2 separate regions of the Homo sapiens genome follow, and region 2 is linked to region 1. The links are chromatin loops, found by intact Hi-C in ENCODE. Cell type or tissue: PC-3. All regions are shown on one strand.

What was found. A loop is a pair of places that touch in the nucleus more often than their neighbours do. Peaks named below come from ENCODE experiments on the same cell type or tissue, not always from the same donor. Only the 100,000 strongest peaks of a DNase experiment are listed, where the experiment ranks them.
Region 2: it touches region 1 in a loop (5-fold over the local background); 1 of 110 quality-filtered maps calls a loop at or near these places.

Annotation. Positions count from the first base shown.
Region 1 is chr3:30,366,713-30,374,712 of GRCh38, forward strand. LOC101927995 (a long non-coding RNA gene) reads left to right here and starts at 6,385. Exons shown (of 5, transcript XR_007095856.1): 1 at 6,385-6,445. In PC-3, no CTCF peak of the experiment used is centred here; a DNase peak (open chromatin) is centred at 4,299; H3K27ac peaks cover 1,437 bases.
Region 2 is chr3:30,463,262-30,471,261 of GRCh38, forward strand. LOC101927995 (a long non-coding RNA gene) reads left to right here. Exons shown (of 5, transcript XR_007095856.1): 5 at 5,772-6,119. LOC105377013 (a long non-coding RNA gene) reads right to left here and starts at 3,911. Exons shown (of 4, transcript XR_940683.2): 1 at 3,852-3,911. In PC-3, no CTCF peak of the experiment used is centred here; no DNase peak of the experiment used is centred here; H3K27ac peaks cover 508 bases.

The DNA of each region.
Region 1 (8,000 bases):
TACACATATAGAGTATTCTCATGGCCCTAAAAATCCTCTGTGCTCTGCTTATTTATCCCCTCTACCCTAAACCCCTGGCAACCACTGAACTTTTACTGTCTCCATAGTTTTGCCTTTTCCAGAATGTCATATGGTTGTAATCATACAATATGTAGCCTTTTCAGATTGGTTTCTTTCACCTAGTAATAAGCATTTAATTTTCTTCCATGTCTTTTCATGACTTGATAGCTCATTTTCTTTAAGTACTGAATAATATTTTATTGTCTGAATGTACCACAGTTTTTATTTATCCATTCACCTACTGAAGGACATCTTGGCTGCTTTAAGTTTGAGCAATTATGGTGGGAGCTGGGAGAAGCTGCTACAAATATTCATATGCAGGTTTTTGGGTGGCCATAAGTTTTTAACTCCTTTGAATAAATATCAAGGAGCATGATTGTTGGATTGTATGATATGTATAAATATGCTTAGTTTTATAAGGAACCACCAAACTGTCTTCCAAAGTGGCTATATGATTTTGCAATCCCATCAGCAACAGATGAGAATTCCTGTTGCTCCATATTCTCACTCATATTTGGTATAGTCTATGTTCCAGATTTTGGCCATTCTAATAGGTATGTAGTGATACCTTGTTTTCATTCATATTTTCCTGCTAACATATGATGTGCAGTCTCTTTGTACATGCTTCTTTGCCATTGGATATATTCTTTGTTGAGGTATCTATTAAGGCCTTTGGCCCATTTTAAAATTGGGTTGTTTTCTGCTGAGATTTAAGAGTTCTTTGTATATTTGAAATGACAGTTCTTTATCAGATATGTGCTTTGCAATTATTTTCTCTGAGTTTCTGGCTTGCATTCTCATTCTTTTGACATTGTCTTTCACAGAAGTTTTTAATTGTAATGAATTCCAGCTTATCGATTGTTTCTTTCATGGGTCATCTCTTTGTATCTAAAAGGGCATCACCATACCTAAGGTAATGTAGATTTTTCTCCCATGTTATCTTCCAGTAGTTTTATAGTTTTGTATTTTTAATTTAAGTCTATGATCCATTTGAGTTATTTTTGTGAAATGTGTAAGATCTACATCTAGATTTTTTTTTCATATACGTGCTCAGTTGTTCCAGCACCATTTGTTGAAAAGACTGCTTTCTTTGCTATATTTATTGCCTTTGCTCTTTTGTTAATAGATCAGTTGATTGTTTATGTAGGTCTATTTCTGGGCTTTATTTTCTGCTGCCACTAATCCACGATCCATTTGTCAGGTTGTTTTTTTCTGTTTTTGTTTTTGTTATTATTATTAATTTTTTTTCCAGTACCATTCTGTCCTTATTACTGTGGGTTTACAGTATGTCTTGAAGTTGAGTAGTATCAGTTCTTCAACTTTGTTCTTCTCCTTCAATATTTCATTGACTATTCTATATCTTTTTCCTCTTTGTATAAACTTTAGAATCAGTTTGTCTCTATCACAAAATAACTTGCTGGATTTTTTATTGGGATGATATTTAGTCTACAGATCAGGTTGGGAAGAACAGATATCTTGAAAATATTGACTCTTCCCAAAGATGGACATAAAATGACTCTTCACTTATTTTGTTCTTTGATTTATTTCATCAGAGTTTCTAAATTTTTTCTAGTATAGATTTTGTACATATATTGTCAGATTTATACATAAGAATTTATCTTTTTGGGGGGTGTTAATGTAAAGGGTACTATGCTTTTAATTGCAAGTTCCACTTGTTCATTACTAGAATATAGAAAACTGTTTAATTTTTGTATATTAACTTTGTGTCTTGCAAGTTTTCTATGATTGAGTATTAATTCAAGGAGATTTTGGTGATTCCTTTATATTTTCTACCTAGACAATCATGTTATCTAAAAGCAAAGTTTTATTTCTTTCTTCCCAATCAATACCCTTTTTATTTCTGTTTCTTGTTTTATTTTATTAGCTAGGACTTCCAATGCAATGTTGAAAAAGGAGTGGCAGAAAAGGACATTCTTGGCTTGTTTTTAATCTTAGTGTGAAAGCTTCTAGCTTCTCACCATTAAGTATAACATTAGTGGTACTTTTTTTGTAGATATTCTTTATCAGGCCAAGGAAGTTCCCATTACTTCCTAGTTTATTGAGTTTTTCTCATGAACGACTGTCGAATTCCATCAAATGTCTTTTTCTGCATCTGTTGACAAGATTATGTGACCTTTCTTTTTTAGCCTCTTGATGTAATGGATTACATTACTTGATGTTTAAATATTGAACCTGCCTTACAAGCCTGGGGTAAATCCCACTTTTACATGGTGTATAATTATTTTTGTCCATTGTTGGATTGAACTTGCTAGTACTTTGTTGAGGATTTTTGCATCTATGTTTATGGGAGATATTGGTCCAGCTTCCTGTAATGTCTTTGCCTGGTTTTGAATTTAGGGGAATGCTGGCCTCATTGAATGAGTCATCTCATTGAAGTACTCCATCTAGTTCTATCCTCTGAAAGATATTGCATAATTGCTATAATTTCTTCCTTAAGTGTTTGGTAGAATTCACCAAAGCCAGATGGAGTTGGCTACCTCCATTCCCCCAACTCAGTTAGGCTTGATAAAACTCCAACAGGTTACACTCTGGTTAATTAGCTTCTCCTGAGGGCAAGCATTGTTAAAAACAGAGTGCTGTGGCATACCCTGAAATGGTTCCTTTTTCCCTCTCCATGCCAGAAGCATAAGTGACTTTTTCTCTGATATTTACTGTAAAAACATGGTAAAACTCACAAAAGTGAGGGGGGCTAGCAATGACTGGGTGCTCTGAAGTTATTAACTCTCAGATTGGTCTACAATGAGCCTCCAGAAATTCATCAATTACAGTTCAGGTCTCCCTACCCTGGCACCAGCTCCCATTGTAGTTCCACTTATGAGTCTCTGCTCCAGGAAGTTGAGGCTCCTCTATTCACTTGTCTGCCTCTGTAATCTGGGGGGCAATGGCTTACCCTCTGTTTTCATTTTTCTTATGGATCTAAGAAGAGTTGCTGATTTTTCAGTCTGTTCATCTTTTTACTTGTTGTAAGGAGGGAGTAGCAATTTTCAAGCTCCTTACATGCAGAACCAGAAACCATAACTGTACAGGAGTGATTTTTCGATAAACAATCCAATGAAAACTGGGCAAAACATTTGAAAGACTTTTCAAAAAAAGAAATGTGAAGGATGATGTCTTTAATGCATTTTAGTATATGTAAATTATACCCCAATAAAGTTTATTTAAGATACATAGGAAACATATCAGAGGATTATGTTACTCTAAAACTTTCTGACCTAAACTGTAAAGTCAATCAATATACTATGAAATAATATAAAGATTTCGATGCTTTTTATATTTCATTAAAATGTAACATACAATATCTAGATCTCAAGTTGGGCTTCAGTTGGAGCTAGATTTCCCTGTGTTACAGTCCAGTTAGGAAAACAAGAGTTTATGTAATATTGTTCATTAGACGAAATTCAAAATTTGGAATATTAGCTGTTACTAACCCTAAGAAAGGACAAAAAGAAGAGACAGTGGTTGCAGAGCTAGACTGGAACTTGATCCATGGCTGGAGTTACCTGGCAACAGTTGGGACCATGGAGGAAATGCTACCCTGAGGAAGAATAGAGAGGGGAAGAAATTCTCTGGCTGCTTCTTCCATCTTCCACCCCTCAACCTCGTTCCAGTGTCTCCTGTTGGTTGAGCAGAGTCAGAAGCAGATGGCAGGGGAACCTGGGAAATCCAGGTGGTGGATCTGCCCTCTGTGGTACTGGGTAAAGAAGGGAATGACCAGGAAATCGATCTGAGGGTAAACAGGAAAACAAGCAGCCTACTTCCAACATGAGATGCTTCTTTTTACCCCAAGTGGTGAAGAGCCAGAGGAAAAACATGGGCTGTGTGGAAGATTTGAGGTTCTAAATCTTTGTTTTATCTTGACCTCCTTGAGCAAGATGAATGGGAACAAATCACTTTACTTCAAACACCTCCCAGAGGTGTTTTGTAAAACAATGAAAATATGCCAAGAACTTATCACAGAACCAGTGCCAGATGAACACCAAGTAATTCATATGCTTCAAACATTACCTTGAAGGGTCATTCCACTTTGAGTAGAAAATGAAGTAAACCACAAGTGAGAAGAGAACAAATATTTTAACATTTGAGCATTCGCTTTTGTGAAATTAAATAAAGCAGACTGATAGAACCACAGCCAAGGCATTTATCTTTTAGAAATGCTGAGGTATCCCTAAGCAAATAATCAGCCAGAAAAAGTAAACATTCATTTTCCTGCCATTCTGGGGTGTGATCCTGATTTCTTCAGTTCAGCATATTTATGAGCTGCCTTGCCCTCTTTCCTGCATTCTCCCAATTCTTCCGTCTTTGCAGGATGCTGTTCTTTCACACATGTTGTTTTTGCTTAATAAAGTAATAACCGACACAATCTGCCCTCTCTACAGAGTAATTATGTTAGCCTGTTGTTATTGATTTTGTTGCTAAGGTCTGAGAATCTGCTAATGTGCCACTGTGGGAGTGGTGGGAAGGTCGTAGGGGAAAGCGTGTTCTTATAATTTTCCCATAAACCAGATGTTTTCTTTAACTCTTACATCTTCAAAATATTTTCTCTTGAGAAAAAAAAAACAACAAGGACTAGAACGAGTTTAAGACACCAGCTCTTATTTTCTCAGCATACCACAAGCACATATAACTGAGTGTAAAGAATTTATTCTGTGGGCGCCTGTGTATCTGCTAATCATTTGATAAGCTACACGTATAATCAAGTAAAACCTGTTTCGTAAGTAAACTATATTCTTCCAATTTCCCAATGATTATGTTTCAATTACCATTGAAAACAATAAAACATTACCAAGGAAAGCATTACCACTGTAACATCATCCTGAATTTAGCAGGGTAAAACAATTTTTATTATCTCACAGATTTTATGGATCAAGAATCTGGAAAAGACTCAGCTGGGGCTGGCACCCAGGTTCAGCAGTTGTTACTCAGAATGTGTATATATGGCCTCCCTAGCAGGGCAGTTTCAGAGTCGTTAGATTTTCAGAGTGGTGGTGTCTCTCAGAGTGAGTATCCAAAGAAAATCAAGAGAATGTTGTGTGACTTTTATAGCTAGCTTCAGAAGTCATGTAACCTCATTTCCGCCATTCTCGGTTGCAGTGGTTCTCAACGAGGGGCAATTTTATTTTCCCATCTTCCCCCTTTGGGATGCATGGAACCACCCTCAAGAATGTTTGGCAGTATCTGAATACATTTTTAGTTTGTACAACTGAAGGTGGTGGGAGCTACTGGCATTTAGTAAGTCGAGCTCAATGATGCTGTTAAGTATTCTATAATGCACAATAAGAATTTTGTAGCCCAGTATGTCAATAGTGCTGAGGTTGAAAAACCCTGCTCCATTGGTTGAGGTAGTCATTGCCTGCCAGATTTAAGGGGAGGAAACATGGATTCTAATTCTGAAGGGAAAAGAGTCAGAAAAAATTGATGAACACTTAAAAACTGCCACGAAGTCCTGAATTTAACTTTTATCAAATTCAAACACCAAGTCTTCTATTAATTCAATTCCTAGGGGATACAATTATTTTTGTTTAATTTTTGATTTTTGTGGGTAGGTGTATATATTTATGAGGTATCTGAGATGTTTTGATACAGGCATGGAATGTGAAATAAGCACATCATGGACAATGGGGTATCCACCCCCTCAAGCATTTATCCTTTGAGTTACAAACAATCCAATTACACTCTTTAAGTTATTTAAAAAAGTTATTGACTATTGTGCTATCAAAGATTAGGTCTATTCATTCTTTCTAACTATTTTGTGTACCTTTTAAAATTGAGGTTCAAAAGGAAGTTGTAATGGTTTCAAAACAATTGAGATCAGGGATCTCTAAATGGGGCTTTGAGGCACCGGGAAACATACCCTTACCCTAACCTGCAAATGGGACTCTGAGAATGTAAATGCTTAGGTCAAGTTACCAACTAAATAACAAAGGCTAAGCCCAGATATCAGTTCTATAATTTGAGGTGCCCCCACCATTATTTTCTCTTGATCCTCAAGTTTCTTACTCTTTTTACTCATTTCAATATTGTCCAGCTGTAGATGAATTCTATTTTTAGAAGTTAGTGTGGTTACATTTAAACCTAATTTTCAAACTGACTTGCTTGAGATCCAAAGCACATTTTTAAGCGTCAGAGCTCTAGGAACAGAAAATAGCATCCCTGGGATGACAGGAAGGATGCCCTGTGCCTGGAGGAGGTCTCTCTCCAGGATTCAGCACACCGTGGAGCTGTGGGAAGTGTGTTATCTCTGTCATGAGAGAGAAAGGAGTGGCTGGCTCAGCAAGATTAGAGCCTCTCTCTGGATTGTTCCTCAGAACCAGAAGAACTGTGTGGAGTGGCAGCAACTGGAGGAAGCAGAATGTCCCCGAGCAAGGTGACTGGTTTTACTTAATGGAAAACTGAATGTTAAAGTAGCTAATAACACTAACTGCTTTCTTTTTAGTTGTTCTCATTTATTCTTTTCTAAAAATCTGTATTTCCATTCCTTTATTTTTTCTAACAGTCTCCTACTGTTCTCAAATACAACGTCTATTTTCTCCTTATCGCATGTCTTTAGTTGATGAAAGAGGGTAATACCCTGGCTTCATGCTCATATTTATCAAGCATTTCTGGAGCAGCTCCTACATTCCAAACTCTAAATTGAGTGTTGAAAGGTGGGACAGTGAACAAAACAGACCCAAACTTGATGGCAGAACCCATGGACTAGCCTGCCCCACAGGGTCTGGTGGAAGATATGCTCCACTGAACTGACAAAAATACACAACTATATGACTTACAAATGAGCAAACAACCTATCCATGCTTGGAGAGTCCAGAAGCCTTCCTGGAGTTGGTGACATCGAAGTGGAGAGTGACAGATGAAAATGGCGTGAAGCAAACAAGGGAAGGGTTTTCCAAGCCAAGAAAGCAGAGTGAATGAAGTCAGGTTCAACCATGTTGGCTTTTTTGTTTATTATTGTCTACCTGCTTGTGTATGGCTTTAAGATGGTAGATACAAATTCTTAAATCTTTGTACAAAAGGGGCAAGGAAGTTGGAATGAGCCGTTGGGTATTAGCTGTGTAAATCTCTATTTTTCCTTCTGCATGTGGCCACATGCTACTTCAATGTTATGTTCTTTTCTCATTTTTTTGCACTATTTACACACAGAAAAAAATCATTTTGGCCAACAATGTTTATTTAAGATCAACTTGATACTCACTGATGCTCTAATATGTGCCTTTAACAAAAGCCTCCTGAAGCAAAACTCACGCAGTAAACCGTCTTTGTTATCTATCACTTCTAGATCCAAGAAGTGTCATCAGTGCATCAAAGCCAGGAAGCAGATAGAAAATCAGGTTTAGAAATCCAAGATCAAGACAGTGACAGGTCAAGTTCAGGAGAGGTGGAGGAGTCAGAGAGCAGGAGCATAATTAGAGCATAATTGAAACCCAAGGTGACCTCTGCCTTAAACAGGATTTGAGGACAGCCCCTGTAATTGGATTCAGGGGTCTACACAACTCTAAGTTTACGAGAAACCTCATAGAGTGAACCTTGGGAATACAGGAACCCCAACATATATTCACTCATGTGTGCACCCCCCAAAAAGCACAAGAATATTTACAGGAACACTATAAAATCCCCATATGGGAAACAGTAGAATGGGTAAATTGTGGGTTTTTTACACAGTGAAATACAATTCTGCAATGTGAATAGACTTACAACACAACTACATTTGAAAATGACACTGAATCTTACAAATATAATGATATGGGGAGGGAACCACACATAAAAGGCACATATTTTTATGAATTGTGCCTTTTGGTCTCATTTTTATGAAGTTTAAGAACAAGCAAAAGTAATTTAGGGTATTAGAAGTTCTGACAGCTGTTTCCCTTGTACAGGGCAAATGGGTAGTGTCTGGAGGGAACACAGGAGTGGCAGGGATTCTG
Region 2 (8,000 bases), 97 kb after region 1:
AGCTGTTTTTTAATAAGTATGAGCTGTGGGACCTCTGCAAGTTCCTTTGACTGTTTTTATGGGCACAAATTGGCTTTAGCAGGGACTATATCGACATTCATTCATTCAAATGCACAAATATTTGATGAGGACTCACTAAGTGCCAGGCACTGCTCTGAGTTCCCAGAACACATCAGGGAGCAAAGAGTAGGTAAAGGTAAAGAGGAACAGGAATTTCACAGGTTAGAGGAGGGTTTCCAATATAAAAACTGTAAGACATGACAGAGAAGATCACTGTATAATGATAAAGAGATCAATTCTTCAAGAGAATATAACAATTTTACATATATATGCACCCAACAATGGAGTACCCAGATACATACAGGAAACATTGTTAGGGCTAAAGAGAGATATAGGCCTCAAAACAACAATAGCTGGGAACAACACCCCACTTTCAGCATTGGAGAGGTCCCTCAGACAGAAAATCAGCAAAGAAACATCGAACTATGTCTTTTGATTGGAGTGTTTAGTCCATTTACATTCAATGTTATTAATCATAAGTAAGGACTTATTCCTTCATTCTTGTCTTCCTCTAGTGAAGATAATTTTCTCTGGTGATATTATTTAGTTTCTTGCTTTATATTTTTTGTGTATCCATTGTATTTTTTTTTTTTTGGTTTGAGGTTACCATGAGGCTTGCAAATAACTATCTTATAACCCGTTATTTTAACCGATAACAACTTAACACTATTTGCATAAAGAAGCAAAAAGAAAACTATTAAAACTCACCTTACCTTTGTACCCTGCTTTTTAACATTTTGTTTTTTCTATTTATATATTACTGTACTGACTATGTCTTGAAAAGTTGTTGTAGTTATTGTTTTGGATTGGTTCGTCTTTCGTCTTTCTATTTAGGATAAGAGTAGTTTATACACCACAGTTATAGTACTATAATATTCTGTGTTTTTCTGCATACTTATTATTATGAGTGAGTTTTGTACCTTCAGGTAATTATTTATTGCTCATTAATATCCTTTTCTTTCTGATTGAACTATTCCCTTTAGCATTTCTTGTAGGACAGGTCTAGTATTGATGAAATTCCTCAGCTTTTGTTTGTCTGGGGATGTCTTTATTACTTCTTCATGATTAAAAAATATTTTCACAAGATACACTATGCTAGGGTAAGTTATTTATTTTTCCTTCAGCACTTTAAATATATCTTGTCACTCTCTCCTGGCCTGTAAAATTTCCAGAGAAAAGTCTGCTACCAGACATACTGGAGCTCCATTATTTATTATTTGTTTCCTTTCTATTACTGCTTTTAGGATTCTTTCTTTATCCTTGATCTTTGGGAGTTTTATTATTGAATGCCTTGAGGTAGTCTGCTTTGTGTTAAATCTCCTCAGTGTTCTAGAACCTACTTTTACTTGGATATTGATATCTTCCTCTAGGCTTAGGAAGTTCTCTGCCATTATCCCTTTTAATAAATTTTCTACCCTTATCTGTTTCTCTACCTCCTCTTTAAGGCCAACAACTCTTGGATTTAACCTTTAGAGCCTATTTTCTAGATTCTGTAGACATGCTTCATTGTTTTCTTTCATCTCCTCTGTATATTTTCAAATAGACTGTCTTCAAGCTCACCTATTCTTTCTTCTGCTTGATATATTCTGCTGTGAAAGGACTCTGATGGATTTTTCAGTATGCCAATTGCATTTTTCACCTCCAGAATTTCTGATTGATTCTTTTTAAATGTTTCAATCTCTTTGTTAAACTCATCTGATATAATTCTGAATTCTTTCATTGTTATCTTGAATTTCTTTGAGTTTCCTCAACACAGCTATTTTGAATTCTCTAACTGAAAAGTCACATATTTCTGTTCCTCCAGGGTTGATTTCTGGTGCATTATTTATTTCACTTAGTAAGGTCATGTTTTCCAGGATGGTGTTGATGCTAGTAGATGTTCTCTGGTGTCTGGGCACTGAAGAGTTAGGGCATTTATCGTAGTCTTCACTGCCTGGGCTTATTTGTAGCCATCCTTCTTGGGAAGGCTTTCCAGATATTTGAAAGGACTTCGATATCGTAATCTAAGATGTTTCTACTTTATGGGGCACCCCAAGCTCAGTAATGTCCTAGTTCTTGTAGACTTGTAGAGGAATCACCTTGATAGTCTTGGACAAGATCCGACAGAATTCTTTGGATTACCAGGCAGAGACTCTTCTCTTCCCTTACTTTCTCCCAAACATACAGTCTCTCTCTCTTTTCTTGAAAACCTACATCTGGGGGTGGAGTGACACAAGTGGCCACCATCACTATGACTGACTGACCTGAAACCAGCACAGAGCTCGGTCTTGCCCAAGGCCTGCTGTAACCACTCCCTGGCTATTGCCAATGTTTGCTACAGGCCCTGGGTCTCTACGATCAGCAGGTGGCAAGGCCAGCCAGGCCTGTGTTCTTCCCTTCAGGGTGGCAAGCTCCTGCTGGCCCTGAGTGGGTCTAGAAGTACCCTCTGGGAGTCAAGGACAAAAGTCAAAAACTTTAGAAGTATACCTGGTATTATATTGTATTGCAGCTAAACTGGCACTCAAACCAGGAGATGTAGCCATTTCCACTCTTCTCTCCCCTTTCCAAAGGCAAAGGAGACTCACCCCATAGCCAACACTGCCTCTGGCCAGGAGTACTGCCAGACTGCCACTGATGTTCCCTTAAAGCCCAAGGTCTCTTAAGTCAGTTTGTGGTAAATGCTGTCTGGCCTGGGACTTATACTTTAGGGCAGTGGGTGCCCCTCTGACCCAAGGCAGGTCAAGAAATGCCATCCAAGGGTCAAGTCCTGGAATCAGGAACCCCAAGAGCCCGCTTGGTGCTCTACCTACCTGTGGCAGTCTTGGTACCTAAGGTGCAAGACAAAGTCCCCTTTTCTTTTCTCTCTGCTTTTCTCAAGCATAAAGACTTTTGCACCATAGCCACCATGGCTGGTAATGTGCTGAGTCTCACCTGAAGCCAGCAAGTCTCAGAGGCTCACCAAGTCCCTCAGTGTAGTACCTGGGTATTGCTGCTCGTTACTCAGGGCCCAAGCGCTCTTTAGTTAGCAGCATAACCCAGGGGGTTCAAGGCAGCAGATTCCCTTCTGAACTAGGGTGTTTCTAGAAATGCCATCTGGGAGCTAGGGCCTGGAATGGAGGCCTCATGACTCCGACCAGTACATTATCCTGCTGTGGCTGAGCTGTTTCCAGGAGGCAAGACAAAGTCCTCCCTATTCTTCCCTCTCCTCTCATCAAGCTGAAGGAAGGAGTCTCTTTTGGAGCTACCAGCTGTGCAGCCTAGGATTAGGAAAGGGGTGATGCCAGCACTCCTTTGGGCTTCCCCAGCTGGTGTCTTAGTATGTTGTGTGCCCCCAAAAGTCCACTCTCTCTGGGCATAGTTCAGCCCTACAACTTGCCTAAGATTTGCAGGTCTTACGACCTAGACTACCTTTCAAGTTTACTTGGAGACTGAGAGCACTTTGGCTGTTGATGGTCAGGTTTGTGGGCACTCAAGATTAGACCTCTGGAATCTGCGATTCCCCTCTGTCTAGGGCTGGTTGAAATCCTCCCTCTGTGGGTGGGAGTCAACTGAATTTGCTCTGGTTTTCCTTTCTGCTGTAACAGAAACAGCGCTGAGTTCAATGCCTCACAATTGCTGGGTTCTCCCTTCCCCAGTGCCCAGAGAGGCTCCCTACACCATGCTGCTGAGGCGGGGCGTCGGGGGTGGGGGGTTAGGGAGTGTGGGGGTGTTGATAGGGGAGGTGTAGCATCAGCAATTCAGGTTGTTTTTTCTAACTCTTCAGTGCCTCCTTTAGCGATAGTAAGTTAAAACCAGGTATTATGAGTGCTCACCTGATTTTTGGTTCTCGTGAAGGTGTTTTTTCCATATGGATAGTTGTTAACTTAGTGTCCTTGCAGGAGAGATGATTGGAGGAGCTTTCTATTTTACCATTTTGTTCTGCCACTCCAACTACCAAAAGAAATATTTTTATTTGATCAGAGACAGTGACTTGAGCTGCAAGGATATCTTCAAAGAAAGAGAGGTAAAATTTCAGAGAGTAAATAAAATGACTTCTCCACAAGGATTCAAGACCCAAGAAAACATAGTCATGCATAGGAGGCTGAGGCAAAAGAATCGCTTGAACCCGGGAGGCGGAGGTTGCAGTAAGCCGAGATCACACCATTGCACTCCAGCCTGGGCAACAAGAGCGAAACTCCATTTCAAAAAAAATTAAAAAAAAAAACATAGTCATACACTGCATAACAACATTTCAGTCAACTATGAACTCCATATACGACAGTAATCTCATAAGATTATAATGGAGCTGCCTTGTAGAAGTCTACCATTTTATACCATAGCTTTACCTTTTCTATGATTAGATATATATAGATACACATTTTTTTTACTATCGTGTTACAATTGCCTACAATATTCAGTACAGTAACATGCTGTATAGGCTTGTAGCCTAGGAACAATAGGCCATATCATATAGCTTAAGTGTTTTTGCTCAAGGACAGAATGACTTAACAGCATATTTCTCAGAAGATATCCTCATTCCTAAGCAATGCATGTCTATGCTTGGAAGTGCTTTTTAAAAGCTACAGATAGAATATCTACTATGCAAGTTTACAAAGAACTGTGTCTATGAAAATGGGGCCAGAAGAACCAAGGAGCTGCAGAAAATGTAGACTAATCTGTAAAGATCAACAAAAGTTATGTCAAGTGTAAATAGACAAGTTTTAATACACCACAGTTATTTTATTATAAGTGGGTTATAGGTATTGACTGATGTCTGAAGGAAATTCCTGAGAAGTTTATGGAATGAGAACTCCTAGGGACTAAGGGTGACCATATAATTTATTATCCAAACTGGGACACTTTTGAGACTGAAAAGGGGAATTATTAATAATGTATTAATTTCCTAGGACTGCAGTAAATAATTACCACAAATTTGGTGACTTATAATTACATAAATTTGTTTTCTTATTGTTCTGGAAGCTACAAGTCTGAAATACAAATGTCAGCAGGTCTGTTCCTGCTCTGTAGTCTCTGGAGAAGAATTCATTCTTTCCTTTTCCTACTTTCTGGTAACTCCCAGCAATCCTAGATATTCTTTGGCTTGTGTTATTAGATATTCTTCGGATATTCTTTAGCTTGTATTAATAGCTGTATCACTTCAATTTCTGTCTTTCTATTCACATGGACTTCTATGTCTCTGTGTCTTCCCTTTATCTCTCTTATAAGGACACTCATCATTGAATTTACAGTTTACTCCACCCTAATACAGGTTGGTCTCATCTTGGGATCTTTACCTTGATTACATCTGCAAATACCCTTATTTCAAATAAGGTCACATTATGTAGTTCTCAGTGGGCATATCTCTTTTTGGGGGGGACACTATTCAACCCACTACAAATAATTTCACCATGACAATAGGACTGTCCTGGGAAAACCAGGGAAATAATAATAGACCTAAAGAGAAAGTACAAGAAAGATAAGAACTACTTAAAAATAACGAATGACAGGACAATGATCGAACAGGCCCAGTCCTATGTTGGAGGCTAGTTGAATGGAGATTTTTTCTGAGTGAGAGTTCCTTACTACTTTGTTATAGATGCTGGTAACACAGTTGTTATATATTTGTAAAAATTCAGTGAACTATATGTGTATACTGTTTTCTGAATCTGTAACTCTACTTTTACTCTTTTTTTAAAGGCTCATACGTTTGTTTTTCTAACATATCTTCCTATATTATTTTCTTACTCATAAAGGTGAAGGAAGACAAGATTTTCTTGAACAATGGATGCATTTGGCGGACCAAATCTCAATATCTTCAGATCTCTAACATTGGTTGGTACTACATGGGGATACATTGGAAATAAGGCATCAATTCTGGGAAAACATTTTGCTCAGAAAACTGAAACTCACTCTTAAGTAGATTATCTCAAAAGCAAGGCTTTTGGAAATCTCATTGTGGTTATAGATGCAAATTTAAAGCTAATGTTTTATCTACCAAATATAAAGCTCATGTTTTATCATCATTAGTCTGATTCATGTATCTATTCCTCAAATACCCCAAACTTGGCAGGGTTGGAGAGGAACATTATTAACTGGAAAGAAAGATGGGAAGCACATGAGAGAAGATCTTAAATTACAAATTATAATGACTGAGACATTTTTAGAAGGTTTATAAGACTATTTGAGGGCAGAAGAGGATACTGTTGTGCAGTAGGCCTTCCCCTTCAAATCCCTGGTTCTAGGTAGAACAATTTATACCTCAGATTTTCATCTGTGCCTAAGGCATAGATAGTGGGTATGTAGGCAATTCAATAGTCATCCTACTCTCATGGGTTCAGAGGCAGGTGGCTTCACTACATTTCATGACAAAGGAGGCTATGTTGAGTTTAATACTTTGGTTCTGAGACATCATATGTAAATTTTATTCCTCAAAAAACATTTTGAAATTTTTTTTCTAGTCTTTTTCTCATTCAGTTTTGTTATTTACTTCCAAGTTGAGGAAAGTTTTTGAAAGGCTATTGGAAATTAATAGAGAATTAAGCATTATTACTAATTTAAGTAAATAAATGTCACTGGTATTCTCTTCTGACCTGGAGAGAATAGCAATGACATTTATTTATTTAAATACCAATAACATTTATTTATTTAAATTGGTAAGGATACAAACCATTTGTTGTATTATTTTACAAAAAATAAATCAGAATTGTCACAATTTTATTTAAGATCTGATTCCTCTAACTCTGTCCCCACCCAACCTCTCTCTCACATTATTCCCCATAAAGAAGAATTTCCACCCTTAAATCTCCTACCAATGAGACTTCACACCCTTGCTGTTGGGAACACATATTGTACCCTGGTTATCATCTCATGTCTTTGTACTTGCTTGTCCCCAGCACGGGGTAGTCCTGGCCCAAATCTTCACATTGTTGGCTCTTCTATAGCATTCTATTATCCTGTTTAATTTTCTTTACAGCATATGAAATTTTCTTATTTCATCATTTGTTCACTTATTTGTGTTAGAAAAACTGCATGAGAGAAGGTACATCAATATATGTCCAGCCCAGAGGAGTGATTGGTAAATATATGATAAATGAATGTCCTCAGAACAAGAAAATAAAATTTTTTTTCTACCTTTTTTTTTTCAGTTCAAGATTATAGCTCAGTGGCTAAAGAAGAAAAACTCCAGTGTTTTCCCACCTATAAATTAGCTTATGAGGTAATCGGAAAAAGACAAGACTTAAGAATAAAATAATAAAGACTACAAGGCAAAGATTTCTAATACCTAAAAAGAGGAACAAAGAATATATGTTGATGAAGAAATTCATCTATAGACATATCAGGTTGAACTCGAGTAGGAGAAATTCTCATTTTCAAGGAAGGTCACAGAAGTGGAAAACACTTACTTTGAACTACTAATCCTGGAATTTCAGGCAAAATGCAATACAATTTAAGTTATTGAGTCAGAGAGAAATGGGCAGAAGGAATGGAATTCTCTTAAGAAAAAGAATTTAGTGCTGGGATTGTTCTTACAGTAGAAAATGCTGTGCATGTTTGCAAATCAGGAAATGAATGAGAATTCAGTTTTTCAGAACCTTCCTTACAAGGGGTTCTTACATGAGAAATTCCTAATGTTATTTTTAATAAGTGGTTATAATATAATAATGGTAATAACAATGATGAGTAATTACAATAGCAACTGTTCAATTTTTATGTAAAAGTATTTTAAAAGAGAGAAACTTAGATGAGTTTTTTTCCAACCCACTACAGATTAAATAGATCTTATCTCAGTTGAAAAAAATCACTTTAGAAAAAATGTCATCAACTTTTGCATCTCTTTGGCAGATAAACTCTACAATTCCCTTTATAACCTCACACATCTGTCCATGAGGGGTGTACACACAGTTGGACCTTTTCCACACTTTCTGATTTGGGAAATGTCTAGAGAAGTTCCTTTGCATGCTCAGGAATGCACTGACTGAAGA